Regions from separate parts of the Homo sapiens genome. Here region 1 is linked to region 2. Evidence: read pairs that join two places in POLR2A ChIA-PET (ENCODE). Cell type or tissue: B cell. All regions are shown on one strand. Each heading gives the region's core, and the rest is flanking DNA. Links, peaks and the distances in the headings are about the cores only. Region 1 overlaps CTSH (cathepsin H). Region 2 has its middle 15 kb from the start of ADAMTS7.

Evidence for each region. ChIA-PET counts read pairs that join two places held together with the same protein. Peaks named below come from ENCODE experiments on the same cell type or tissue, not always from the same donor. Only the 100,000 strongest peaks of a DNase experiment are listed, where the experiment ranks them.
Region 1: POLR2A ChIA-PET joins it to region 2 with 6 read pairs; 2 of 35 experiments call an interaction of 5 or more read pairs at or near these places.

Annotation. Positions count from the first base shown.
Region 1 is chr15:78,915,855-78,930,822 of GRCh38, reverse strand. CTSH (cathepsin H) reads left to right here. Exons shown (of 12, transcript NM_004390.5): 8 at 1,330-1,411; 9 at 3,042-3,110; 10 at 5,383-5,489; 11 at 7,705-7,830; 12 at 8,618-9,765. The coding sequence ends at 8,693. Among named protein-coding and RNA genes, the nearest start is that of CTSH, 22 kb to the left of the region's middle. RefSeq lists an enhancer at 5,415-5,464. In B cell, for the core only: no CTCF peak of the experiment used is centred there; no DNase peak of the experiment used is centred there; H3K27ac peaks cover 2,106 bases.
Region 2 is chr15:78,819,250-78,834,217 of GRCh38, reverse strand. It overlaps the pseudogene LOC390614. Among named protein-coding and RNA genes, the nearest start is that of ADAMTS7, 15 kb to the right of the region's middle. RefSeq lists enhancers at 2,272-2,819, 7,441-7,610, 9,444-9,613 and a silencer at 3,007-3,226. In B cell, for the core only: no CTCF peak of the experiment used is centred there; no DNase peak of the experiment used is centred there.

The DNA.
Region 1 (14,968 bases), core at 1,092-9,091, 100 kb before region 2:
TCCCCTCCACCTCCCTGGGGCACATCCCTCTCCCAGACCCCAGCCCCTCTGAGCTGGCTCTTCCTCCTGCAGGGAGCCGTGCTGCAGCCAAGTCCTGGGGACCCAGGGGTGACGTCGTAGCCTGCTCTCAGATCCACCATCATGCTCAGTGTCCCCTTACTTTTGGTCTGTTTCCACTCCACAGCTTAGAAACCCAACCCATAACAAGAGTCTGACATTTGGGCACTCTGGGGTCCCACCGTTTTTATTTTTTATTTATTTATTTATTTATTTATTTATTTATTTTTTCTTTTTTTGAGATGGAGTCTCGCTCTGTTGCCCAGGCTGGAGTGCAGTGGCGCGATCTCAGCTCACTGCAAGCTCCGCCTCCCGGGTTCACCCCATTCTCCTGCCTCAGCCTCCCAGGGAGCTGGGATTACAGGCGTGCGCCACCACACCTGGCTAATTTTTGTATTTTTAGTAGAGATGGGGGTTTCACCATGTTGGCCAGGCTAGTCTCGAACCCCTGACCTCAGGTGATCCACCCACCTTGGCCTCCCAAAGTGCTGGGATTACAGGTGTGAGCCACCACATCCAGCCTGTTTTTCAAAGGAGTCTATTTGCTTTGGTTCAGGACAGTACTTCCTTTTCTCATTCATACAACAAATATCACAGAGCACCCGCTGTGTGTAGGCCCTGGGGATACAGCGCTCAGCAGAACTGGAAGAGCGGGCATTCTGGCAGGCTCAGAGAGACCACAGTCAAGGCTAGACTAGGTCAGGCGGTGCGGAATGCTATGGAGAGAAACAGAGAAGGGACGGGGATTGCTGGGCAGCTGCTGAGTTTTTGTTTATTCTGGGAGGCCACATGATGTAGAAAAGACCCACTTTTGGAACCACTTCCCAGCTTTAGCTGTGTGGCCCTGGCCAGGTTATTCAGCCTCTTTGCCTCAGCCAGTGACAGCATCCACCACACAGGGTCGACACGAGGGGTCAGGGAGTCATGCCTGGGAAGCACCTGCCCAGGGGCTCGGCTGTGGCGATGACAGTGCTCTGGGCTGATGCTGTTGACCATGGTGTGGGGCTGTGCACTCCTGACAGAGCGGCTGGCCTTAAGGGGTCTCTATCCCACTGAGGCATGTTTGGGCTGGTCCTTGGACTCCGGTGGCCTCATCTGAGTTTGCTGAGTCTTATCCCAAGGCTGGGCCTCTCAGAGACCCCCTCTGCCACTGGGACATGCCCAACCAAGTCCCCAGCCTGCCAGGCCAGATATCTCGCCACGCCAGTCCCCGAGGGCCCCGCCTCTATCAGGACAGCCCCAGGTGGGCTCACCTGTGTGTACTTCTTGCAGGGGTCTCCCCAGCCAGGCTTTCGAGTATATCCTGTACAACAAGGGGATCATGGGTGAAGACACCTACCCCTACCAGGGCAAGGTAACTCCAACAGCCTCCACTCTGTCTTCTTGGCGTACAGCATGCCTAGCTTCACTCCCTCCCCAGCCTTGGAAGACATCCCTTCTCCCCCCACCTCCCTCCCGCCGGAATTCTCACAATTGTCTGTTCTCTCCAAATTCTTCCTTCCCCTCCTCCACCCACCTGAGCCCACTGCTCTCACCAGTCCAGGGGCCTCTTTATCATTCTCACCCCATACCCGCTCTGCGGCACCATCTCTTTCCTTCCCGAGCCAGACTTCTCAGGACCCCTCCTTCCCCCCACCTGCCCCATCTTCCTGGCTCCTCTCCCTCCTGCCACGAGCGCCATCCTCTCGCCTCTGTCCATGCAGTTGGCCTCTTGTGCCAAGGACCCTTTGGGGGCCCACCCCCACCCCTACCCTATCAAGGCTGCTGGGCCTCCCACCATCACCTCCGCCCAGCCTGGCCACAGCCAAGTGCCTTGTCTTTCCCCAAGACCTGTTGCTCCTCCTTTATTTCCCCTCGTGGTGATGAGCAGCACTGGCCTCCCTCAGAATTTCCCAGGTGTCCACAGTCCTGTTGGGCCGGTCCCCCTCTCCACCCCACCCTGCCGCCAGCCTGCTGACCACCACAGACCTCACATGACTCCCTTGGCCCATCTGTGTCGCTGACCACTCAGACCGGGGCCTCCATCCAGACCCCTGAGGGTGGCCTCCCCCAGGCCTCTCAAACCCAGCTCAGACCCCACGCCTGCCTCGATCAGAATGCCGCCGAGGCTCCATGCGGCCTTCGGGAGAAAGCCCAGACTCCAACTCAGTCTCCCTGTCTCTTTTACTCTCCCTTCTTTTTTTTTTTTTTTTTTTTTTTTTGAGACGGAGTCTTGCTCTGTTGCCCAGGCTGGAGTGCAATGGCGCAATCTCGGCTCACTGCAACCTCCGCCTCCCGAGTTCAAGCAGTTATCTGCCTCAGCCTCCTGAGTAGCTGGGAGTACAGGCACCCGCCACCACGCCCAGCTAACTTTTTATATTTTTAGTAGAGACAGGGTTTCACCATCTTGGCCAGACTGGTATTGAACTCCTGGCCTCGTGATCTACCGCCTCGGCCTCCCAAAGTGCTGTGATTACAGGCGTGAGCCACCGTGCCCGGCCAACTCTCCCTTCTTAACCTCACGCCCAGGCCCAGCCACATGCTGGTTCCTAAATGCCAGGTCCTACCCTCCCTCTAGTTCTGTCCCTTGTCCTGCTGCCTTCTCTCCTGCCTTGAAAGGGCTGCGCTTCCCTCCTTGTGACCTTACCCCTGCACCTGCCTCTTGCCAGCATTGTTTTTTGGGCTGAGACTGTCCCCACTCCCCTGCCTCACAGGCTCTGACTCGGCCTCCACTTCTCAGTGAGTTTCCTCAGGCCGGGTGAGGCCCCTCCTCAGGCTCCCACCACACACCATGTGTGCCCACCTCTGCCAAAGCCAGCACAGGACCATCTGCTACCAGACCCTAAGCTCCTTGAGGACAAGGATGCTTTAATTCTCTCTGAAATTATCCCATCCCCCAGGCCCTGGCACATCTTGTTTTGTTTAGTAAATGTTATTGAACTGCGTGGGGAGGCTGAGACTTCGGGTCCATAACCTGTATTTCATGCCCTTTGCATCCTCAACAGGATGGTTATTGCAAGTTCCAACCTGGAAAGGCCATCGGCTTTGTCAAGGATGTAGCCAACATCACAATCGTGAGTGCCGATCCCCCTCTGGGATGGGGAATGTGTCCTGATGAGGAGGCCTCTCTCATGCTGTCGGATAGCCAGTGGGCCCAGCAAGGCAGCCCTTCTGGCAGCACATCCCTTTGACGAGTTCATATTATCCCTGGGTCTCAGTCGCTGTGATGGTGGCGAGGCAGGAGATGGGAGGGAGAGCGCAAACTGGCAGGCAGGCCCTCTGGTTCTGAACTCCAGATCCACACATGCCTTCATTCTTTTGGTTCTGTTTTCTTGCTTGTAAAATGCAAGCAATTGTCCGCATCCTGCAGAAGAGGGTATGAGCACGTGCTTGACACAGCGTGTGTGAAACTGAGGAGGGTGAGTGTGTGTCACTCAGGATGAGCCAGGTTCTGTTGCAATAACAACCGTGCCCAATCTGCATGGCTGACAACAGTCAAAGGGTGTGTGGCACTCCTGCGCCCATGCACAGCTTAGGGAGGGTGGTGTGTGCTCCGTGTCATTGGCCTCACGCCAGGACTAGAGGGAAAGAAGGTGGTAAATGATGCCCTAGCTCTAAAGCCAAAACAAGCCGCCCAGTCACAGTTGACCTCAAGTGAATAGGGAAGTGTGGTCTTACCCTGCTTCTCCCAGAGAGAACTGGAACGTGAATGAACGCCTTCGTGACTGCAGTGTGCATGCATGCAAGTGTGGGAGGGTGTGTGAGGAGTGGAGGAATATCGCTTAGGTTGTGTGTGCGCCCACGAATGTATGTACAGTTCACAAACGTGATGTCTGTGTAATGACAGCGGCTGCCATTTAGTTGAAGCATGTGCCAAGCTCTCAGCAATAACATCTTAACTTGATGGAGTACTTCTAGGTGCTGTACCAACCCTCAATACGCACTATCCCCTCTAGACCCGAACTGGCCCTAGGAGATGAGTATCCTTATTACCTCATTTGACAGGTGAGGAAACGGGGGCTCCAAGTGGTTAAGTAATGTGCCCAAGGCCACAGAGCTAGGAAATAGATGCTGGATTTGAACTAAGAATGTGTCATTCCAGAACCAGGGCTCATTGCCTTGACAACATACAGCGCAAATCCTGTACTCAGGATGTCACCCTCTTCAGAATGTTGCTGCTGTCACTCAAGCTGGCTGCTCTGGGCCATGATATCCCAAGGACAGGTGAATTTGGGCCTCAAAGGTATCCCTTTGCATGGTCCCCAGGAGAGCCTCATTGGTGACACCTGCAGGGCCCTGACGACCAGGCCAGAACTAGCATTCAGCCCTCTTGGGCAGGCCCATGGGGTGGAAATGGTGCCACCTGCAGAAGTCATCGCCCCTGTGCTGGGCTGGCCTCTGTGCCCTCCATGTCTCAGATATGCCCTGACCTGTTGGGCTCACAAGGCCTTGTCCACATACCAGGAAGGAGGGCACTCCCTTGCCAGGCACCTGTTTGCTTTTCACAGCTGGGTCTCTGTCCACCCCTCTAGGGAGGCAGGACTGAGGGAGGCTGGGCGCCCCGTCCCTCCTGCACTTGCTTTCCTTCAGTAGGGCCCTGGCCTCAGCACAGGTAACTTCCCCCCTCATTTCAGCTCCCAGAGGTCTCTTGGTTAGTGCACTTGAACCCAGCCACCCCCAACCCAGAAGCTCCAAAAAGTGCCAATGCCTGGGACCCACCCTGCAGATACTGTTGTAGTTGGTCTGAGGCACAGCCTGGACTTGGGGTTTTTTTAAGGTTCTGCATGGGGTTCTACCTGCTGCTGTCACCTGGTCTCTGCAGCTCTGTTCCAAAGCTGCAGCCTCCAGGAAGCCACCCTGACTTCCCCCCACCTACCTTCCCCCTTGGAGGGGACAGGTTCTACTCAGAAGTCACACAGCCCTCGGATGGGTCTTCTCGTTTCCACCGCCATCTGGGACCTACCCGTCCATGGTTTATAACCCCTGTGTTCTAGCAGCAAAGCTTTGTAGACTCTGGGTTTATGGGTGTAGGGGTGAGAGCTGCTGGCCCAGGAGAGGACCTCAGGGAATGGATGTGAATGACTGAATGAGTAGGTCCACGCTGTACCCCGTGGTCCCTATCTCAGAGGGTGCAGGGTTTCCTAGGAGCAGAGTTGGGGAGAGGAACGAGAGATGGCCAGACAGACCCAGCCAGAGACAGGAAGGGAGAGAGGCCGCAGGGGAGCTGCTTCTGGCCATCCATGCTGCTCTGGGCCTCTAGCCCCTAGCTTGAGGCAAAAGGCTGTACTGTGAAAGGAGTGGGGAGGTGACAGGCCATGTGTTTCTGTCTCGGTCCTGTTTCCACAGTATGACGAGGAAGCGATGGTGGAGGCTGTGGCCCTCTACAACCCTGTGAGCTTTGCCTTTGAGGTGACTCAGGACTTCATGATGTATAGAACCGGCATCTACTCCAGGTGAGTCAGGGTCCCAGGAGCCAGGAGGGACAGTGGGGAGGGGCTTGGTGGGCCTCCTCACACCCCACTCGTGGGACTTGGGCTCGTGGCCCAGACTCCTGTGTGTCAGACCCTTCATGACACCTGCCAGGTGCTGGGCGTTTTGCACATCCCTCAGTTAATCCTCACACAGCCCCAAGGGCCAGGAGCCATGGCCTCTTCTCACAGCAAAGGAGAGGTGGTCAGAAGGGATACGACAGACACAGGCCACCTGGCTAGTGAGAGCTAGGGCCAAAATTTGAGAGCTTTGTGCTCCTTAACAGAAGAGTTGCCTCCAGTTTAAAAAAAACCCATGTTCAGGCCAGGCGTGGTGGCTCATGCCTGTACTCCCAGCACTTTGGGAGGCCGAGGCAGGTGGATCACTTGAGGCCAGGAGTTCAAGACCAGCCTGGCCAACATGGCGAAACCCCATCTCTACTAAAAATACAAAAAAAAAAAAAAAGCCAGCGTGGTGGTGCATGCCTATAATCCCAGCTACTCGGGAGGCTGAGACACAAGAATGGCTTGAACCTAGGAGGTGGAAGTAGCACTAAGCCAAGATCGTGCCACTGCACTCCAACCTTGGTGACAGAGCAAAGCTCTGTCTCAGAAAAAAAAAAAAATACCCATGTTTAAAGATTTGAAGACGTAAAATAGGGAGAAGAGTAGCTGCCCTCACACACTAGGATCCTGTGCTGGAGGAGTCACCCCAGGCTTCTTCAGAAAAACCAAGCTTTAGCCTCTTTACTATGGGGTTTCTCTCACCCACACCTTTTCGCCTGCCTGGTTTGCAGCCTCATTTCCCTCCCTTCATCAGTTGCTGCCCGTTAACGTCACTCACTAATGTCACTCACGTCTGTGCTCTCCTCTCCCTCCCTGAGGCTCTGCCCTGGTCACCATTGTCCTTGGACCCCCTAACCCCCCACACACTGTTCCAGCTTCCACTGGGAGCTGTCTGCCTTCTGAAACACTCCTCTTGCCAACGCCAACCTTTGAACACACCAGTGTCCCTGCTTTCCCAGGGTCCTACCCTGAGGGGGACCCTCATGATCTGGTCCTCCCTCTTTTTCCACACTCATCTGCCATCAAACCCGTCCCCGCCGTTCCACCCTGCAGCCCCCACCCCAGCCACGCAGAAGGGTTCGCAGTTCCATGGGCGTTCCCCGCCTCCACAGGGAGCCTTCCCTGACCCACCCTGCCCACCCTCCCCCCCCCCCCCGCTGGGTTGGATCCCCCCCACCTCCTGGGGGCTCTGTCGCCCTCCCACTGTCAGAGCCCTCAGGCCACTGTAGAGAAGCAGCCTCTTTGCCAACCTGCTCCCTGCCAAACAGGGCTTCCAAGGGACAGTTATGCATGCTGCCTGGATCCCGGCACCTGGCCCTGGCGCGAGCCTATGGCCCACTTACACATCAGCTGAATTCACACCTGACCACTGCAGTTTGTTCTCTTGAATTTCTTGGAATTTCCTTATGGAGGCTAGTTCACTTTTGTAAACAGAAAAAGTTGTATTTTTGCCATAGGTATAAAGTAATATTTAATAAATGCAGTGGCAACAAAGCAAAGCTGTGTTAAAGTCTGCCAGACACTGTTGCCTACAGAAGGTGCAGCAGGAAGGTGGCTCTCTCCTTGCCAGGAAAGAGGGAGTAGAAAGTGTCAGGGGTGAGACACGGGCCAGCACCATATGGAGATTCTCCTGACAGAAGCAGAAGAACCAAAAGAACTGAAAGGGCCGGGTGCGGTGGCTCACACCTGCAATCCCAGCACTTTGGGAGGCCGAGGTGGGTGGATCACCTGAGGTCAGGAGCTCGAGACCAACCTAGCCAACATGATGAAACCCTGTCTCTACCCAAAATACAAAAATTAGCTGGGTGTGGTGGTGCACGCCTGTAATCAGGCTACTCGGGAGTCTGAGGCAGGAGAATCGTTTGAACCCTGGAGGTGAAGGTTGCAGTGAGCAGAGATTGCACCATTGCACTCCAGCCTGGGCAACAGAGTGAGACTCCGTCTCAAAAGAAAAAAAGAACTGAAAGGAGTTCTCTCACGGAGACTAAATGTGATTACATCACCACCTTACATGCCTCCCTGGTCCGCTGTGGGGAACATTGCTCTAAAGCGCTCAAAGAGGCGTTGTTGGATGGGACTGTCATTGCTTTTATCCTTCCCATATGATCACCTCTTTTTGAATTTTGTTTTCCAGTACTTCCTGCCATAAAACTCCAGATAAAGTAAACCATGCAGTACTGGCTGTTGGGTATGGAGAAAAAAATGGGATCCCTTACTGGATCGTGAAAAACTCTTGGGGTCCCCAGTGGGGAATGAACGGGTAAGCAGCTCCCAGGTCCCACTTCTGGGAGGGGGATGTTGCTCAGGCCTGGAGGCCCTGGGGGCATCACTTCCACCTCAGAGTTACGGCTTCCACAGACGAGCTGGTCAGCCAAGCCCTAGGCCAGGCCAGGGGGAAAGGGAGCATGAGAATGTAGCCTCCACATTTCCAAGCCCCCATTTGCAGCCCTCACAGGGCCCCAGGTCTTTAGGACGCTGCAGGGAGAGCAGGAGGCCAGCTGGCTCAGAAGGACTGCTAGGAAAACAGCTCAGAACTTGGAACTCTGCTGGCACGAAATCAGTGTCTGGGAGGGTCCGTCTTTGAGAAATCAAAGCAACAAATGTACCCCTGATCACTGACAGCCCCTCCTTCCGGGAGAAAAGGCTGGCATGGGGCGGCCTGGGTGTATATGCTGCTGTGCCTTTGTCCTGTCCTCCCAGATTCCATGTCCTTGTCTGAAAAGGAGAGCTTTCCTGTTCCCTCGGGCTCCTGGTGATAAAATAGCTGTGTGAGGGCCCGGCCAGGGCTAAGAGGGGGCCCTCGGTAAATTTTCGGGAGAAGTGGGATATGGATCATTCATTTGGCAGCTAAGGAGAGGGAAGAATGAATTCTTCACAAAGTCAGGTCCGTGATTTGCCGGTGATCAAATAAGCCGAATGCTACTGTTTTATGAATAAATTTAGAGGGTCTCACCCCTGAAGTCAGCTCTTGGTGAGCAGCAAAACATTCTAGAAAGGCCTGTGGTGGGGAGACCGCCGGCCGGGCCTCAGCTCCTCTTTCTGCCCAGGTACTTCCTCATCGAGCGCGGAAAGAACATGTGTGGCCTGGCTGCCTGCGCCTCCTACCCCATCCCTCTGGTGTGAGCCGTGGCAGCCGCAGCGCAGACTGGCGGAGAAGGAGAGGAACGGGCAGCCTGGGCCTGGGTGGAAATCCTGCCCTGGAGGAAGTTGTGGGGAGATCCACTGGGACCCCCAACATTCTGCCCTCACCTCTGTGCCCAGCCTGGAAACCTACAGACAAGGAGGAGTTCCACCATGAGCTCACCCGTGTCTATGACGCAAAGATCACCAGCCATGTGCCTTAGTGTCCTTCTTAACAGACTCAAACCACATGGACCACGAATATTCTTTCTGTCCAGAAGGGCTACTTTCCACATATAGAGCTCCAGGGACTGTCTTTTCTGTATTCGCTGTTCAATAAACATTGAGTGAGCACCTCCCCAGATGGAGCATGCTGGTCCTGGGCCATGACTCAAACCAGGTCTGTCCTCGCCACTCAGTCTCCCAGGAGGGAGGCATCAGGGGGTGTCCAGGCTCTGGCTGGGAGGATGGTGGGGGTGCTGGCGGTATTATCCACCAGATGGGGTATCCAGGATGAAGAGCAGGCTTAATTTGAGATCTTGACTATTTGTCCCAAACCTGAGTGGAGAGGTGGGGAGGAAGGAGAAAAACGGGCCAAGCTGCGGCAGAGGCAGGATTCAAACCCACAATGTCAGCCCAGAAGCCTGTACTTCTCTGTGTGGCCTCCCCAGTCTCAGCTGCCTACTCCTACTCAGACTCTGCCCCCCACCTCCACATGAGACTGCCCACCCCTTCCTCACCAACCCCTTATTTATTTCAAACGTGCCCAGATGCTCCTGTCGTTTCCACACCATCCCTTCCCTTATCTTGCCTTTTGAGAAATCTTGATCTCTGTTTAGAGGGCGGCCATGAAGTTGCTGCTGCTTCCTGAAGCCTCCGGGCTCTGGGATGTCTGTAGAACAAGCTGGAGTCCACCAGCTCTTTGTCCTATGGCTCACAGACTTTCTTAATGATAAAAGCTGTCATCTTATTTGGGCTTCCTGAAAAGCTAAAGGCTTGAGAATATTTGAAAAATATATATGTTCATGATAAGGCTTATTTAGATAATGCAAATATAGTTTAATTTATTAGAAAATTCTAGTAACATAAGACCACAACTGTATAAGACAAAAAACAATCACCTTGCTAGGCATGGTGGCTCACGCCTATAATCCCAGCACTTTGGGAGGCCGAGGCAGGTGGATCACCTGAGGTCAGGAGTTTGAGACTAGCCTGGCCAACATGGTGAAACCCCGTCTCTAATAAAAATACAAAAAAAAAAATTTAGCCAGGAGTGGTAGTGCACACCTGTAGTCCCAGCTACTCGGGAGGGTGAGGCAAGAGAATCGCTTAAGCCTGGGAGATGGAGGTTGCAGTGAGCTGAGATCATGCCACTGCACTCCAGCCTCAAAAAAAAAATAATAATAATAATAGACTTCATTGGATGGAATTCTATTCTAGATTTAAAAAAAAACTAACATGAAATGAAAGCATAATTTCTTTTTCTTTCTTTTTTTTTTTTTTTTTTTAGATGTAGTCTCACTCTGTCACCCAGGCTGGAGTGCAGTGGTGTGATCTCAGCTCACTGCAACCTCCACCTCCCCAGTTCAAGCGATTCTCCTGCCTCAGCCTCCTGAATAGCTGGGATTACAGGCATGCACCACCACTCCTGGCTAATTTATGTATTTTTAGTAGAGATGGGGTCTCACCATGTTGGTCAAGCTGGTCTCGAACTCCTGACCTCAAGTGATCCCAAAGTGCTGGGATTACAGGAGTGTGAGCAACCGCACCCAGCCTGAAAGCATAATTTCTGAATTTGACAAAGATTCTCAAATCAATGGTCAGTTGTATAAAAGGATTCCCATTGAAGTCAGTGGTATAAAAGGATTCCCATTGAAGATACATGGCAAATAAGTCTAAGGGTACCATTCTTGCTTACATCTATCTGGAAGATCTGGCTGCTGTGATAAATAAACCCAATTAATATTTGCAGACAGCATGATAATGTGGCTAAAAACATTCAGGAGAATCAACAAAACTTAGAACTAATGAAAGAGTTCTGAAAGTGGCTGGATACCAGAAAAAAAAATCAAAAACTCAGAAAAAATACACTATTTTTTGTTACTATTGCAACTTTACTATTGCAACAAAACCAGCAGCTAGGAATAACCACCAAAAAGTCTTATATGAAGAAAATTACTAAATTAATAACACTATAAAGGAAGACTTAGATAAATGGAGAGCCACCATATTCTTTTGTTGTTGTTGTTGAGACAGAGTCTCACACTGTTGCCCGGGCTGGAGTGCAATGGCATGATCTTGGCTCACTGCAACCTCCGCCTCCCGGGTTCACGTGATTCTCCTGCCTCAGCCACCCGAGTAGCTGGGATTACAGGTGCCCACCACCACACCTGGCTAGTGTTTTGTATTTTTAGTAGAGACGAGGTTTCACTATGTTGGCAGATTGGTCTCAAACTCCTGACCTCATGATCCACCTGCCTCGACCTCCCAAGGTGCTGGGATGACATGCATGAGCCACCATGCCCGGCCGAGGCACACCATATTCTTGAATGGAAAGATTAGCATAAATAAGTTGATTATTGCCAGAAATAAAAGTACAGATGGTATATTTCCAACTAAAATCCCAATAAAATTCTGTTATCCTTTTTATCTGGGGGAAAAAAGGCCAAGGTAGTTTTATAAATGAGCAATGAGGGTGGATTTTTTTCACATATTAAAATTTACAAAATGTTAACCCTTAAAACAGTGTGCCAATTAAGAATAGATTACTCACTCAGGTCTAGGAAGTAAGAATTCGATACATCCGTCACAGACGAGTCCATTTTCACCATTCAATTAAAGGTGCTAGAAGCTGGGTGCGGTGGCTCACGCCTGTAATCCCAGCACTTTGGGAGGCTAAGGCAGATGGATCACGAGGTCAGGAGTTCAAGACCAGCCTGGCCAACATAGTGAAATCCTGTCTCTACTAGAAATACAAAAATTAGCCGGGCATGGTGGCGGATGCCTATAATCCCAGCTACTCGAGAGGCTGAGGCAGGAGAATCACTTGAACCCGGCAGGCAGAGGTTGCAGTGAGTGGAGATCGCACCCCTGCACTCCAACCTGGGTGACAGAGCGAGACTCCGTCTCAAAAAAAAAATAGTGCTAGAAATTGAACAGTAGGTTGGAAAAACAATGTAACCTAAATCCTCACCCAGCTCTATATTGTTTTTAAAGTGAACATTTTCTTTTCTAACGGGTTTAGATATAGAATGACTGTGGAGACAGAGGAGAATTCTTGCACACCCACACCCAGATCTCTCTGCGATGAATGTAGTAGTTTGATACAAATGTCACAATTAATGATCCAATATAGAACATTATTAACCACATTCCAATTAAATACTCATTTAAAGGGAGGGTCCTGGGTGAGGTTCCAAAGAAATTCAAATTACCACAAAAATCAAATAACTGTTTTCAAAATTAGCCTCCCCTGAGGGATTTAGGTGCTCCGCAGGGATTGTGGGCTTGGGCTGGAACACAGACCTGAGACTTTGAAGCAGAGTTCTCCTTTCCATAAGAGCCCCGAATGTCTCAAACCCAGACAATGATGAGAGTCTTTTATTATAAAAAGGCCTGCAGGCCTGGTGTGGTGGCTCACGGCTTATAATCCCAGCACTTTGGGAGGCCAAGGTGGGCAGATCACCTGAGGTCAGGAGTTCGAGACCAGCATGGTGAAACCCTGTCTCTACTAAAAACACAAAAAAATTACCTTGGCGTGGTGGCACGCACCTGTAGTCCCAGCTACTTGGGAGGCTGAGGCAGGAGAATCGCTTGAACCCGGGAGGCAGAGGTTGCAGTGAGCCGAGATCGTGCCACTGCACTCCAGCCTGGCAAGAGAGCGAGACTCCATCTCAAAAAAAAGAGGGGGAGGGGGAGGGGGAGGGGGCGGGGGGGGGACTTTCAGGGGCCAATTCCCTCCTTTTCAGCCATTTACCAAACACCTGCAGAGTATCCACTGTGTGCAGTCCTCTCCTGTGCCAGGCACCAGGGAGCACACAGGATGTTTATAACATCCAGTGTTGGCAGGACTGTTGTGAAACAAGCAGCATGGCCTGTGCCTTGGTGCTGTTTGGATTTAAAGAGATCGGCAGACATGGCTACATCCAACTGAGATAAGTAAATTTCAAATGCACTTGAACCCTAAGGATGCTACAGAGCCTGGTACACAGCAGGTACTGCCTAATTGATCTCAGTCATCACCCCTGCCCCTACTCCATGACAGGCCCCGTGCGGACCTCTAGCAATCTCAGGCCCATGGACTATGTCTTTAACACTAAGGTGCTCCTGCACTTAGGGAAAAGATAGCAGAGTTTTAAAAAAACAAAAAACAGTTAAAGTCCAAAGGTTAAAAACAAAGACATCACAAGAAAAGAAAACTACAGAGCAATGTTCCTTATCAATACAGATGTGAAAATCCTCAATAAAATACTAGCAGACCAAATCCGGCAATATATAAAAAGAATTATATACCATCTCTACTAAAAATACAAAAGTTATTTACCATCTCTACTAAAAATACAAAAATTAGCTAGCCGTGGTGGTGTGCACCTGTAATCCCAGCTGCTCCAGAGGCTGAGGCAGGAGAACTGCTTGAACCCGGGAGGTGGAGGCTGCAGTGAGCCAAGATTGTGCCACTGCACTCCAGCCTGGGTAAAAAAAAAAAAAAAAAAAAAAAAAAGTATTACTATATGAACCCAGTAATTCCACTGCTAAGAGAATTGAAAACATGTACACACAGAAACTTGTACATGAATATTCCTAACAACATTATATATAATTGCCAAAATGGGGAAACAACCCAGATGTCTGTCAACTGACAGATAAAATATGATACATCCATACAAAGAAACATCCAGCCTAAGAAGGAAGTGCTGACACACACTACACCATGGATGAACGTTGGAAACATCAGGCCAAGTGAAAGAAGCCAGACGCAAAAGACTACACATTGTGTAATTCTGTCTATATGAGCCAGGCACAGTGGGCTCACACCTGTAATCACAGCACTTTTGGAGGCCAAGACAGGAGAAGTTCTTGAGGCCAGGAGTTGAAGACCGTCCTGGGCAACATGGCAAAACTTCATCTCTACAAAAAAATACTAAACAAACAAAAAATTAGCCGGGCATGATAGCAGAGCCTGTAGTCCCAGCTACTCAGGAGACTGAGAGGTGGGAGGATCACTTGAGCCCAGGAGGTCAAGGCTCCAGTGAGCCATGATTGCATCATTGCACTTCAGCCTGAGTGAAGAGCAATACTGTCTCAAAAAAAAGAAAAGAAAAGAAAGAAAAAAAAAAAGGCCAGGCAAGGTGGCTCACGCCTGTAATCCCAGCACTTTGGGAGGCCGAGGTGGGTGGATCACAAGGTCAGGAGATCGAGACCATCCTAACACGGTGAAACCCCATCTCTACTAAAAAATACAAAAAAATTAGCCGGGCACGGTGGCAGGCGCCTGTAGTCCCAGCTACTCCGGAGGCTGAGGCAGGAGAATGGCAGGAACCCGGGAGGCGGAGTTTGCAGTGAGCCGAGATCACGCCACTGCACTCCAGCCTGGGGACAGAGCAAGACTCCATCTCAAAAAAAAATAAAATAAAATAAAAATAAAAAAAAGAAAACGAAAAAAAGCAGAAGCCTGTGTACTCAAGACTTTAAAATTTCAAGACATGTTAATTGTGGGGGCTCAGGGCATGTCCCTACCATGGTCATTATTAGTGTGAGTGAACTAAGCATCTCCTCCCAAAACCATAGTGTCCGTGACAGGAAGCCCAGCTCCTGCCAGAATATCCAGTGGAAAGAATGCTAATGGAACACAACTTTTTGGAAGCAGACACACCTGGATTCCAATCTCAGTTCTCCCTTGAATTTTCTGTGTGACCTTGGCGGTAGTGGGGGTGTTAGTTACCCTCTCTGAGCCTCCATTTCATTGTCTACAAATTGATATAATCATATTTTCTTCGTGATTTTTAAAAGTTTTTTAATTTTTGTAGAGATGGGGTTTCACTATGTTGCCCAGGCTGGTCTCAAGCTCCTGGACTCAAGCGATCATACCGCCTCAGCCTCCCAAAGTGCTGGGATCACAGGCATTGAGCCACCGCGCTTGGCCGCCTTCACGATTTTGTGGACAGAATTGAGATGATTTATGGAAATACTCAGCGTCACATCTGGCTCTTAGTAAGCACTCATAAAAGAGAGTTATCTTTCACTCATTTGTCCAATAATCATGTATTAAACTGCGACAC
Region 2 (14,968 bases), core at 4,350-12,349:
GGCTAATTTTTGTATTTTTAGTAGAGACAGGATTTCACCATGTTGGCCAGGCTGGTCTTGAACTCCTGACCTCAGGTGATCTGCTGGCCTCGGCCTCCCAAAGGGCTGGAATTATAGGTGTGAGCCACTGCGCCCGGCCATGACTCACTTTAAAAAGAACACCAAGAAAGGCCGGGCACGGTGGCTCAGACACCTGCAATCCCAGCACTTTGGGAGGCTGAGCCGGGTGGATCACAAGGTCAAGAGATCGAGACTATCCTAGCCAACATGGTGAAACCCGTCTCTACTAAAAATACAAAAATTAGCTGGGCATGGTGGCATGTGCCAGTAGTGTAGTCCCAGCTACTCGGGAGGCTGAGGCAGGAGAATTGCTTGAACCCAGGAGGTGGAGGTTGCAGTGAGCCAAGATTGCGCCACTGCACTCCAGCCTGGCAACAGAGTGAGACTCCATCTCAAAAAAAAAAGAACACCAAGAAAAATAATCAAGGCTTAGAGCTACCTGTGAACCACTGCATTCTCTTCTTTCTTTATTTTTTAAATGTTTCCTGACTCCTAGAACTGACACTGTGTTTTCTTCTTTCCAAAAATATAACTTTCCTTTTAAGACAACCGCTACAATAGGAGCTAAGATTCTTCCATCTGGAGTACTTTGAAGGAATAATAGTATCACCCACACCAATCAGTTCAGGCACTCTTATTCCATCAGGCACCAGCTATGGGCATCGCCCCCAATTCGGGCTGCTCTGGGATGATACATCTGTAGACATTTGGGTTGACACAAGGTCCTGTGTAGGCTCCTTGCTTGGACAGCAGGCATTGTGGAATGTGTTTTTCCCTCTATGTTCAAGCATCAAGTCTTTCTCCATTCAAGGCATCAGGCATGAAATTTATGAGCAGGTCTTTTTGCAAGTATGCAAATTAAATTCTGACCTCTGGCCATCTAATCTCGAGTGATGTATATTGAGAATGCTGCTTTATGGTGGCTCTGCATCAATATGAGACTCAAGTGCTGCCTACCAGAGAAAGGATTTAAGTTGGCTGTCTTTAGATTAACCTTCAGGTGCTTTTGGGGAGCAGGGGAAGAGAGGATGCTGACTGCTAAGGCTTACATCACGCAAACACTGAAGTTATACTACTACCTGGTCCCATATCAGGTGCAGGGTCTCCAGGCTAAAAGGAATTGCGGAAATCATCTAGTCACTCCACAGCCCCACTAGATGCACCAATTCTGTTTCCAACATTCTTGGTAAGTGATCAGCTACTCTCTGCTGGAATACCTTCAAAGACAGGGAGCTCATGAGGCTCAGTTGCTCAAAAATGGAAAAACTCTGTCATAATTAGGATTGAAATCTGCTTCCTATGACTTTTCTACCACTGGTCCCAGTTCTGCCCTCTGTGGCCACCCGGGCCACTGCTGCTTCATCCAGCCTGGGGGTAGGAGAGGGTGACTACCCTGTCCCCTTCTCCAAACTGCACAGCTCCAGCCCTCTGGCTGCTTCTTGCAGCCCCTTTTCATGCAACATCTAGCACTCTCAGAGTCAGCATACTGATGAATCAGTGCTGCTTGGGGTCAGCTAAGTCCCCAGGATCTTAAGAGGACATGTAACAGGAAGGTCTTAAAGATGAAAGCTCAGAAATCTTCAGCCATTGAGGGCTGTCTTTGAGCCTGATGTTCCTCCATTGTAGGTTTCCAAAAATGGCCCAGACCTCTCCCTGGGAGCTCCCTCCTAAAAATAAAAAGGAAACAAAACAGAAGCCAGGACAGTTAAGTCCCTTAAAGTGCAATGAATGGAGCTCATACTGTTTGCGAAGGCTGTGCTAGGAGGATCAAAGTGCTAGACCTGGCAGAGTCCCCAGGATTCATCTCATCCCCAAACTTTTCAAATGGGGAAACTGAAGCCAGAGGAGATGGGACTCACCTTAGGATACACAGATTAATGGTGTACTCTCAATCTTAAGTAATCTCCACCAATGGACCAACCCTGACCTTCTGAGAGACCCCAGAATACCGGCCTTGACGTCGGACCCTGCTTCATGACGTCATCGCCCCAACCAGATATGAGCCACTTTACCCCATGCCCTTGATACTGACGCAGCGACAAGCGGCCCTCATTGGAAGAGTGCAGCCGCTGGGGCGCTGCCGTGGGAGCTTGCTCGGAGGGGCACCGGCCGCTGGGCTCAGCTACACAGCTCTCGAAGGCCCTGTCGGAAGTGGCGCCGCAGCAGGCAGTAAAGCAGCGGATTGAGGCTGTTGTTGCAGTGCGTCAGGCAGATGGAGACCGGGAAGAGGTAGGCCTGAGCCAGGAAGTAAGCGCGGTCCAAGGGCATGGCGTTCAGTTTGATCAGCACCCCTCAGAGTGTGAACGCTTGGCTGGGCAGCCAGCAGAGCACGAAGGCCAGTAGCACGCAGGCCAGCGCACAGGTGACTCGGGAACGCAGTCGGCGCCTGACCCTCGACGGCCAGCGTGCGCACCACAGTCGCAGGAAGCGCAGCAGCAGCGAACAGGTGCCCAGCGTGGCCAGCGGCAGCACGAAGGCTACTGCGATCTTCTGCAGGTGGTAGAGCACCTGCCATTTGGGGCCGCCGGCGGGGAAGCGCAGCAGGCACGAGTGCTTTCCCCCCACCCTAGCTGCCGTGGCGAACAGGGCGGTGGGCGCCGTAGCCAGGACGGCCATAGCCCAGAGCAGGCAGCACACACAGCTGGCCCGTGATGCGCCCCGATGGCTCGGAGGCAGCGCGCCAGTCACAATGCAATAGCGTGCCACGCTCATGGCACTGAGGAGGAAGATGCTGGCATACATGTTGAGCACGGTGAGCGTCAGCATCACCTTGCAGATGGCACCCCCGAAGGGCCAGCTAAAGTCGCGCGCCGTGTCCACGGCCCAAAAGGGCAGCGTTAGCACAAACTGCAGGTCAGTGGCTGCCAGATTGAGGAGGAAGCAATTGAGCAGCCAGTGGCGGCGCCACTGCTGGGACCTCACCCGGACTAGCACCAGCCGTTGCCCACCAGGCCTACAGCGCACAGGGCCCAGTAGGCGCCCGCAATCAGAGCCCGCAGCGCCGGCGCCCGGACGGCCCCCGCCACCCCGTCCAGGCCATGCAGGCTGCGGGGACTCCGGGCCGGGCTAGTGTTCTCTGATCCGTTGCCCAGGGAGCTGTTAGGGAGCAGCCCCCGACGCCTCTTCCGGCCAGCTGAAGGGAAGCACGGCCCAGACAGCTCGGGCGATTCGACCCTGCCTCTGGCGGATGCCATCGCCGTTGATGGCGATGCAGGGATCCGCTCAGATCCACTCCAACACCGGCAGCCGCTGGGAGAGAACTAGGGGGTCTGCAGTGCCTCGCGGCAGCACCTTTAAAAAACTGGGGAACCACCTGCTAGCCTGCGATTGGCCAGCTGCACCCGTGGCCCACCCCAAAGGCCTCCGAGCTGTTATTTCCAGTAGCTGCTTCTTCACCCTTGAATTAGCGTTGAACTGGGGACCCTTTGCGGGTGAACTGAGACGCGGGGGCCGGAAGCCCGAACCGGAGGAAACAGCGTCTGCAATTCACCCAAGGTGTGGGTCCGCAGCTGCCGGTTCCCGCCCGAGGACGCAGCTCCAGCTTCCCAGTGCCTCCCAGAGGGACTCTGATACTCGGGGGGCGCTGAAGGGAGGTCATATAAATTCTTCCCGTGGAGGCAGTGCGCCCCTCCACCTCCCCTGTGGGCCCCGAGATAGCCAACTGAAGACCAAGGAGGGGTGCCCAAGTCCGACCAGTGGGGCCTGGCAGCCCCCTGCCCGCCAGCCCTGCTTCCTTGAACCCCTGCTCCTGATAAGGCATTTCTCCTCCCCTGCTTTAGCCATGGGTACCCTTCATTCCCACCTTCACTGTGGTCTGCTCTGCAAGTATCCCTGATCTTCTTCCCAAGGTCAGCCGCACTGCTTACAACTGGGCTGAAGACGGAGAAGCAACTAATCTAGGAGCAGTCAGAGGAAGAGACATGCAAACAGGGTTTAAAAGACCAGTGCTGGGCCAGGCCCAAAGGCTGATGCCTGTAATCCTAGCACTTTGGGGGGCCAAGGCTGCAGATCACCTGAGGTCAGGAATTTGAGACCAGCCTGGCCAACATGGTAAAACCCCGTCTCTACCTAAAATACAAAAATTAGCTGGGCATGGTGGTGTGCGCCTGTAATCCCAGCTACTTGGGAGGCTGAGGCAGGAGAATCGCTTGAATCTGGGAGGCGGAGGTTGCAGTGAGCCGAGATGGCAGGCCTTTCCACTCCAGCCTGGGTGACAGAGCAAGACTCCATCTCAAGAAAAAAAAAAAGTCCAGTGTTGGGAGACTAAGACTGGGCCAGCACTCATGCTCAGCATGCACAGAGGAGGGGCCTAAAGCCTGGGGAATCCTGAAAGACTTCTTGGAGGAGGTGATTTTTGAGCTGATCCCAATCCTGCCTTGGCTTCCAATTCCAGTGACTTCCTCCTACAGTTAGAATAAAATCCAGATTTCCTGCTTTGGACTACAAGGCCTCATGACAGAGGCACCCACTACAGCTTTTTTTTTTTTTTTTGACACAGAGTCTTGCTCTGTTGCCCAGGCTGGAGTGCAGTGGCATGATCTCGGCTCACTGCAACCTCCGCCTCCTGGGTTCAAGTGATCCTTCTGCCTCAGCCTCCCGAGTAGCTGGGACTACAGGCGTGCGTCACCACACCCAGCTAATTTTTGTTTTTAGGAGAGATGGGGTTTCATTTTGTTGGCCAGACTGGTCTTGAATTCCTGACCTCAGCTGATCCACCCACTTCGGCCTCCCAAAGTGCTGGGTTTACAGGTGTGAGGCACCGTGCCCAGCCAGCCCTGGTATTTTTAAAAGTGCCTAGGCAATCCCACTGTATGCCAGGGTTGACAAGTCCTCTGTCTGTGGTCTCTCTGCCCACCTCCTAGACCTTGTCACCTACCACTCCGAGCCTTGCTCACTTCACTCCAGACACACAGGCCCTTCCCCAAATACACCACTCTGGCCTGCCTCAGGCCTTTGTCTTTGCTGTTCCCTCTGCCAAGAATGCCCTTCACCCAGATTACCATGTGGCTGCTCCTTCTCAGCACTCTGGCCTCAGCCCAAATATCACTTCCTAAGAAAAGACTTCCCTCTGCCACCACTCTGTTTACTTCCAAAAGCATTCATTGCATGCCCATTATGTGCCAACCACCTTGCTAAGCACGCAGGATGCAGCCTGCAGTGTGTCTTCTACTGGGGGATAAAGACAAACAAATAAATGAGATGAACTCATGGGGGAAAGAGTGACAATGAAACAAAGCAGGGTAACAAGACAGAGACTGAAGGGCAGGGCAGGAGACTCAAGGAAGGGGTATGAGTTTAGGGATGGGAGGGTTCCCAGGGGAGGAGGAGACCATGGTCCCCTTTATACCACTTACCAGGTATGTGTCTTGGGGATAACCAGTTTTTATTTTTCATATTTTATTTTATTTTTGAGATGGAGTCTTGCTCTGTCACCCAGGATGGAGTGCAGTGGCGGGATCTCAGCTCATTGCAATCTCTGCCTCCCAGGTTCAAGCAATTCTCATGCCTCAGCCTCCCAAGTAGCTGGGATTACACGTGCCTGCTACCACGCCTGGCTAATTTTTGTATTTTTTAGTAGAGTCAGGGTTTTGCCATGTTGTCCAGGCTAGTCTTGAACTCCTGACCTCAGGTGATCCACCCATCTCGGCCTCCCAAAGTGCTGGGATTACAGGTGTGAGCCATCACCTCCGGCCGGGGGTTAACTAATTAATCTTGCCTATCTGTAAAAGAAGATGCTGATAACCCCTCATCAGGGTCATAGGAGAATTAACCAGCCTCCAGAGAGAAAGCCTTCAGCTCTGTGCCTGGTGCGGAACTCTTCTTCTTGTGATTATTATTGAGAGGCTAGAGTGACCTCCCGTTTTGCTGAAGGCCCTCTCTGGACCTTCTCTGCCAACTTTAGTCTGGAGCTCCCACTGTATGTCAACCCTGGCATACTGTGCACTTACCTTTTCCTTCTTTCCTACCTCCATCAAGAACACAGGCACAGGCCGGGCTCACGCCTGTAATCCTAGCACTTTGGGAGGCCGAGGCGGGTGGATCATGAGGTCAGGAGATCGAGACCATCCTGGCTAACATGGTGAAACCCCGTCTCTACTAAAAAATACAAAAAATTAGCCGGGCATGGTGGCGGGCGCCTGTAGTCCCAGCTACTTGGGAGGCTGAGGCAGGAGAATGGCGTGAACCTGGGAGGCAGAGCTTGCAGTGAGCAAAGATCACGCCATTGCACTCCAGCCTGGGTGACAGAGTGAGACTCTGTCTCAAAAAAAAAAAAAAAAAGAACACAGGCACAACATGCCACCAGGAGCTGGGAGGTAGTCCCTAGAGGGCAGATCTCCCTCATGTCTCCTGCCCTCAATCAATCACCACCACCAGAGGCTCCCCATCACTCCCAGGCCTCTGCCTTGCTTGCCCAGGAGACAGGGAATCTGCAGTTAAGTGACATTCTCTCCCCAGCGGTTAGGAAAGGGGAGATTAACCTACTTACCAAGACATAGACTAGGCCAGAGCCTGGATGAACTGGGAATCTGATCGAAAGTTTGCAAAATTAGATCATGCTTTCCCAGGGTTTCCTTCCAGCAGGGCCTGATGCCTGGGACTTTTTCTTCCTTGAATGGAAGTTGTCACTGAATGTCAAGTGGCCTGGGTTCTAGTCTCTGTGCCCTAACACTCTGTGTAAAATGAAGTAACTGTCCCATTCTGGTCTGTTTTCTCATTTGTAAAATGAGACACCTTCTAATTCTAAGAGTGTTTTTAGAGACAAGGTCTTACTGTGTCACCCAGGCTGGAGTGCAATGGCCTGATCATAGCTCACTGCAGCTTCTTTGCATTGGCTGGGCATTTACTATGTGCCAGGCCCAGTGCCAGGCATTTTATAAGGATCATCTCATCTGGTCCCCATGACTGCTCTGTGAGACAAGGAATGTGATCCTGACTTACACAGGAGGAAGCAGGCTCAGAGAGGGGACTTGCCCAAAGGCCCACCCAGCAGGTGAACAGAAGCCTCCCTCTGAAGAGCCTGTCCAGTTTTCCCTGAGGTGCTCTGCTGACAACACTCCTAAAATCTGCACACCAGGGGAGTCTCCCAAGAGAAACAGTTATTGGTGAGAGAGGGTCACAATTTGGGGATACATTTCCTTTTCTTATTTATTTATTTATGAGACAGAGTCTTGCTCTGTTGCCCAGGCTGGAGTGCAGTGGCTCCAACTTGGCTCACTACAACTTCCACCTCCCAGGTTCAAGCAATTCCCCTGCCTCAGCCTCCTGATTAGCTGGGGCTACAGGTGTGTGCCACCATACCTGGCTAATTTTTGTATTTTTAGTAGAGATAGGACTTCACCATATTGGCCAGGCTGATCTCGAACTCCTGACCTCAAGTGATCTGCCCACCTCGGTCTCCCAAAGTGCTGGGATTACAGGTGTGAGCCACTGCGCCTGGCTGGATGCATTTATTTTTCTTTTAAAAAAGTATCTTTATGGTCAGGCACAGTGGCTCACACCTGTAATTTTAGCACCTTGGGAAGCTAAGGCAAGAGGAACACCTGAGCTCAGGAGTTCAAGACCAGCCTGGGCAACATAGTGAGACCCTTTCTCTACCAAAAAAAAAAAAAATTAGCTGGGTGTGGTGGTATGTGCCTGTGGTCCTAGCTACTCAGGAGGCTGAGGTAGGAGGATCACTTGAGTCCAAGAGTTGGAGGCTGCAGTGAGCCATGCTTGTGCTACTGCACTCCAGCTCGGGCAACAGAGGGAAACCCTGTTTCAAAAAAAAAATCCCTTTATGGCCAGGTGCACTGGCTTACCCCTGTAATCCCAACATTTGGGAGGCTGAGGTGGGAGGATCACTTGAGCAGAGGAGGTTGAGGCTGCAGTGGGCCATGTTCATGCCACTGCACTCCAGCCTGGGTGACAGAGCAAGACCCTGTCTCGAAAAAAAAAAAAAAAAACCCTAAAACACAAAACTCTTTATATTATTACTGCAATGAAAATATAGCATTTCCACATGTAGTTTTATACAAATTATGTGGCCAGTGTTGATTTTTCCCTTGAGAAAACTTCCCACCATGAGATTATAGGTGACTGTGTCAAGTTTTGGTGTCTTGCTGCATAATCCCTCTGATTCCCCATTCCCATCTCCACAATAGGCCACTCGGCCCCTTGCTTTGCTGCACTGGGAAGATCACAGAAATATCAGGCCAGTATTCCCGGAGTCCCTGGAGAGCCCAGAGGAAGTGGGGAGGTCCGGAAGCAACAGACAGTAGGTCAAGGCCATGGCAGGGAGACAGGCCTGGCTCAGGGGCCTTCCCCTCCTCCCACTGCATGAGTGCGTGTGTGCGTGTGTGTGTGTGTGTGTGTGTGTGTGTGTGTGTTTGATGGGCTAGGGCAGAGTGGGCTGGTTTTCAGCTTGTATTTCTGTAATACAACTTGACTCTTTTAAACCATGAACATGTATTACTTGGATGTAAAGCAAATTAAATAGCAAAAGCACAAAAACCTTCGCAAATTTGATAGGTGGTAAATGCTCCACGGTTGCTTGGATTTGCATTCCTTTAATTTCTGGCAAGGCTGTACATTTCTCAAATGTTTCTGCACCATCTGTATTTTCTCTACACTTTTGGCATTTCCCTCCAGGGAATAGGGTAATGGCTGTGGGGCCTGGCACCTGGAGGCAGACAGATCTACCTACAAGTCCTGGCTCTGCCAGTTACTGGCAAGGGACTTAATCTCCATTTTTTCTTGTCTGTACATTGGAGATAAAGGTTGGGTTTCCCTTATTCAAAATGCTTGGGATCAGAAGTGTTTTAGATTTTGGATTTTTTTGGATTTTGGAATATTTGCATATGTATAATGCAAATCTTGGGGATGGAGTCTACGTGTAAACATGGAATGCATTTATATTTTATATACGCCTTATACACATAGCGTGAAGGTAATTTTATACATTGTTTTATTTTATTTATTTATTTTTTTCTTTTGAGATGGAGTTTCCCTCTGTCGCCCAGGCTGGAGTACAGTGGTATGATCTCGGCACATTGCAACCTCCGCCTCCTGGGTTCAAGCAATTCTCCTGCCTCAGCCTCCTGAGTAGCTGGGACTATAGATGGGCACCACCATGCCTGGCTAATTTTTGTATTTTTAGTAGAGACAGGGTTTCACTATGTTGGCCAGGCTGGTCTCGAACTCCTGACCTCAGGTAATCCGCCCGCCTCGGCCTCCCAAAGTGCTGGGATTACAGGCGTGACCCACCATGCCCAGTCTATACATTATTTTAAATAATTTTGTGCATGCACACATCCATTCCCAGACCTCTCGAAATCTGTCCTGGGCTCCCTCATCCCACCTCCATCCAGAGTTGCCTAAGTTGTAGGTCCAGCAGAGGCAGGATTGCTTGGTGGTGAGAAGGTTAGGTCTGGCTCAGATCAAATAAGAAGAGATAAAATTTGCCTTAAAACTTGCCTGGCAATGGCTTTGCTGCACGGTCTGAAAACACCCGTTCCCGCCCTCTCGACTGAAATTTCCTTGTGACACAGAGAAGGACAAAGGTCTGAGCCCAGAGTTGACGGAGGGAGTATTTCAGGATTCAATTCTGGGACTCCTAAAACGACGAGGGTGTTAGGAAGCGAGGCACAGGGTGGGGACTGGGAATTTAAGGAGAGCTGGGAACAGATCCCTTAGGTTCAGGAAGCTTCTGCGCAAGCAGTGAGGATGGCTGGGGCTAGGGGGCTACTCCGCCTGCCACACTAGCTGTGAGTTGAGCAAAGCCCTGGGCTCATGGTGCCCCAAAAGCCTGCGGCCTCAATCCTAGGCCTGCACGACACATTCAAAAGGATTGTTTTGTTTTGTTTTTAAAGAAAGATGAGATTGGCTTGGTTCTTCATGGGCACATTTTATATAGCTCTTTTTCTTTTCCTTGCTCATTTTGTTTCGGGGAAGAAATTTGTACTGTATTGAGATTGTGAAGAACATCTCTGCACTCAAACAGTTTACAGAAATAAATATTTTTAAAATAATTTTGTGCATGAAACCAAGTCTAGGTACATTAAACCATTAGAAAGCAAAGGTGTCGGGTATGGAATTTTCACCTGTGGCATGAGGTCAGTGCTCAAAAGGAGCATTTCAGATTTTGGATTTTTGGATTAGGGATGCTCAACCTGTAGTAAGTTTACCTCATAGGGTTGCTCAACTTTTAACTAGAAAATTAACATAATGCAACATGGTGAAACCCTGTCTCTACCAAAAATTAAAAAATTAGCCAGTCTCATAACTTGGTATCAAAAAAAATAAGTAAATAAAAATTGAAAAATAAAATAATGTTTTTAAATGCTGTATTTTGTTTTATTTTATTTTGAGACAGGCTCTTGCTTTGTCACCCAGGCTGGAGTGTAGTGGCCCGATCTTGGCTCACTGCAACCTCTGCCTCTCAGGCTCAAACTATCTCCACTTGCCTCTCCCTGACACCCTGGCTCATTTTTGTATTTTTTGAAGTGATGGAATTTTGCCATGTTGCCAAGGTTGGTCTCAAACTCCTGAGCTCAAGCGATACACCCGCCTTGGCCTTCCAAAGTGCTAGGACTATAGGCGTGAGCCACCGTGCCTGGCCTGTATTCTATTAATTTTCCTTCCTCCCTTCAGAAGGACATAGTATATCTGTTGTTTGTTTGTTTGTATGTATGTATGTTTGTTTTTTGAGACAGCATCACACTCTGTCACATAGGCTGGAGTGCAGTAGCACAATCACAGCTCACTGTAACCTCCAGCTCCCAGGTTCAAGTGATCCTCCTGCCTCAGCCTCTCAAGTAGTTGGGACTACAGGCATGCACCACTACGCCTGGCTAATTTTTGATTTTGTGTAGAGACAGGGTCTCGCTCTGTTGCCCAGGCTGGTCTTGAACTCCTGGTCTCAAGCAATCCTCTGGCCTCAGCCTCCCAAAGTGCTGGGATTACAGGAATGAGCCACCACACCCAGCCAGATGCTGTATTTCTTTTCTTTTTCATTTTTTTTTTTTTTTGAGATGGAGTCTCACTTTGTCACCTAGGCTGGAGTGCAGTGGCATGATCTCAGCTCACTGCATCCTCTGCCTCCCGAGTTCAAGTGATTTTTCTGCCTCAGCCTCTCAAGTATCTGGGACTACAGGTGCGTGCCACCACACCAGGCTAATTTTTGTATTTTCAGTAGAGATGGGTTTCACCATATTGGCCAGGCTGGTCTCGAACTCCTGACCTCATGATCCGCCTGCCTCAGCCTCCCAAGGTGTTGGGATTACAGGTGTGGGCCACCGTGCCTGGCCCAGATGCTTTATTTCTAACAAACTCCTAGGTGATGCTCTGCTGTTGGTCCAAAGGGCCACATTTAATGTAGGGAAGGAAACGATACTGTACTAGTAGCAATGGGCTAGCATGGCTGGGCATTAGTCTCTGTGTTTTACTGGGAGATTGGTGGTGTTGTAGTGAGTTAGGTTGGCAGAGGTTGCTAAGGAACTTCCACTGTGACTCACACTAGTTTACAAAGTACTTTCACATATATCATCTCATTTGGGGCATTATTTTAATGTCATAGGGTGTTACTGTAATCATTATTATATCATGAGTCGTTATTTTAATCCCCTGCCCTTTTCTTTTGAGTTGGGGTCTAGCTCTTATGCCCAGGCTGTAGTGAAGTGCTGTGATCATAGCTCACTGCAGCCTCGAACTCCTGGGCTCAAGTGATCCTCCTGCCTTGGCCTCTCAAAGTGCTGGGATTACAGGCATGAGCCACTGGACCCAGCCACCAGCTCTTTTTTTATAGTAAGGATTTAAGACTCAGAAGGATTGGTTGGGTGCAGTGGCTCACACCTGTAATCCCAGCACTTTGGGAGGCTAAGGCAGGTGGATTACTTGAGGCCAGGGGTTTGAGACCAACCTGGCCAACACAGTGAAACCCTGTCTCTACTAAAAATACAAAAATTAGCCGGGTATGGTGGTGCAAGCTTGTAATCCCAGCTACTAGGGGGTCTGAGGCAGGAGAATCGCTTGAACCTGGGAGGTGGAGGTTGCAATAAGCCGAGATCACGCCACTGCACTCCAGCCTGGGCAACAGAGCAAGACCCTGTCTGAAAAACAAAAACAAAAAAAAGGCCGGTCACAGTGCTCATGCCTGTAATCCCAGCACCTTGGGAGGCTGAGGCAGGTGGATCACGAGGTCAGGATATCGAGACCATCCTGGCCAACATGGTGAAACCCCGTCTCTACTAAAAATACAAAAATTAGCTGGGTGTTGTGGCAAGCGCCTGTAGTCCCAGCTACTCAGGAGGCTGAGGCAAGAGAATTGCTTGAACCCAGGAGGCGGAGGTTGCAGTGAGCTGAGATTGCGCCATTGCACTCCAGCCTGGTGACAGAGTGAGACTCCATCTCAAAAACAAACAAACAAAAAACACATAGCAGAGCTGGGACTTGAACCCAACTACATTTAACTCCAGAGCCTGCCACCCATTCCATCATTATGTGCAGCTCACCTTAAGAACATCCAGATCCTGAATCTAGCCTGGAGGGAGGCAGCTGAGCTGAGCCAGGCCTGTGGGTCTTGTCTCTACCACGAGGTGTTACAATTGGTCATTCAGATGGTTTGCAATTAAGCCTTTGTGGGTTCCTGTTCATAGAGCCAATAATCTCTATTTCTTTGGGTTTTGTTCCTTTCTTGTGAAGCCTCCCTCCTAGGTCTCTGCCTTCCTGTTTCTGTCTGGACTGGTGTCTCTTCTGGCCTACTCACCAGCTGTGATCCCAGAATCTACCTTTACTATTATTCTGCGGGCTCCCATCACCTTATGTTTGTGTTGGATCTGTTCCTTAGGTCCTCAGCCTTTCTCTTTCTTGACTTACTTCTTCATTTTGGTGGAGCACAACCTCTAGTAACTTTTGGAAAAAGGGTGCATGGAAGGCAAATATTTTGAACCCGGTGTGGTGGCTCACGCCTGTACTTCCAGCACTTTGGGAGGCTGAGACAGGCAGATCACCTGAGGTCAGGAGTTTAAGACCAGCCTGGCCAACATGGCAAAAACCTGCCTCTACTAAAAATACAAAAATTAGCCAGTCGTGGTGGCAGGCGCCTGTAGTCCCAGCTACTCGGGAGGCTGAGGTAGGAGAATTGCTTGAACCTGGGAGGTGAAGGTTGCACTGAACTGAGATCACACCACTGCACTCCAGCCTGGATGACACCACTGCACTCCAGCCTGGGTGACAGAGCAAGACTCTGACTCAAAAAAAAAAAAAAAAAAGTTTGAGCTTGTATGTCTTAAAGTGTTCTTATTCCACCTTCTTACACTTGATCAAGACTCTGGGAGTTGAATCCTATGTTGGAAACCATTCTCCCTAGAATTTTGAAGGCATTGCTCTGTTTACCTCTAATCTGTAGCATTGCTGGAGGAGAATTCTGTTTGCACTCCAATTACAGAGTCTTTGGGACTATTTTTCTTCCTTCTCTGGAAAATCTGGAAACAATTTTCTCTAATATCCAAGAGTTACGGTACGCCAAGATATCATGTCTTGGTGTGGGTCTTTTTGTGTGTGTGCTGGAAGCCAGTAAAACCATTTAGAAATTCATGTGCTTCAGTTCTGAGAAAATTCTTGTATTATTTATTTGATAGTCTTCCCTCTGTTTCCTCTGATCTTGCTAGGTCTCCTATTTTTTGGATGTTGGATTTATGAAGTTTTAAGATATGGACAAGTTTTTACTTTTCATGCAGGCACATCTATAAACTGTTTTCCTACAGATTTTGCTGTTGATTTCATCTTTAAAATATTCTTCCCAACCCCAAAATTATATAACCAACTTCACTTTTTATGTTGGCAATAGCAGTTTCAAAATAAGGCTCATGCTGTTTTTCTTGTCTAAGCTGTACGGCAGGCAGCAGAAATGAGTGAGTATTTGTTAGATAAATAAAAGAGTGAAATGACTTATTGATTTAAAAAAAGAAAGAAGATCCATGTAATTCATTTTATCTAGCATCTTATTGTCAGCAGGGATTCTGATTTTTATTTTTTATTTTTTAAATTTATTATTTATTATATATTTTTGAGACAGAGTCTCACTTGTCACCCAGGCTGGAGTGCAATGGTGCGATCTTGGCTCACTGCAACCTCAGCCTTCTGGGTTCAAGCGATTCTCCTGCCTCAGCCTCCTGAGTAGCTGGAATTACAGGTGCCCGCCACCACACCCGGCTAATTTTTGTATTTTTAGTAGAGACGGAATTTCACCATGTTGGCCAGGTTGGTCTCAAACTCCTGACCTCCAGTGATCCACCCGCCTTGGCCTCCCAAAGTGTTGGGATTACATGTATAAGCCACCATGCCCAGCCGGGATTCTAATTTTTAAATGTGAAAACAAATATTTTCTTTACAAAAGTTAGTAAAATGCATGAAAAAATAAAAGATAAATAATGAGCAGAAAGAGCTCCTAAATATTCAGTAAACACAATAGAAAAGCATTAAAAGTTTTCAAATTATTTCCAGACACAAAAATATGGAACATCCATTGCTGAAACAATGGTGTGAACAAAGAAGAAAAATACAATTTTAAAAAGAAGAAGAGGCCACGCATGGTTGCTCACACCTGTAATCCCAGCACTTTGGGAGGCTGAGGCGGGTGGATCACTTGAGGTCAAGAGTTCGAGACCAACCTGGACAACATGGTGAAACCCCGTCTCTACTAAAAATACAAAAATTAACCAGGCATGGTGGCGGGCACCTGTAATCCCAGCTACTCAAGAGGCTGAGGCAGGAGAATCGCTTGAACCTGGGAGGCAGATGTTGCAGTGAGCCGAGATCATGCCACTGCACTCCAGCCTGGGTGATACAGCGAGACTCAGTCTAAAAAAAAAAAAAAAAAAAAAGAAGAAGAAAACAGCCAAGCCAATAAGTAAGCTATAGCATCAAGGTG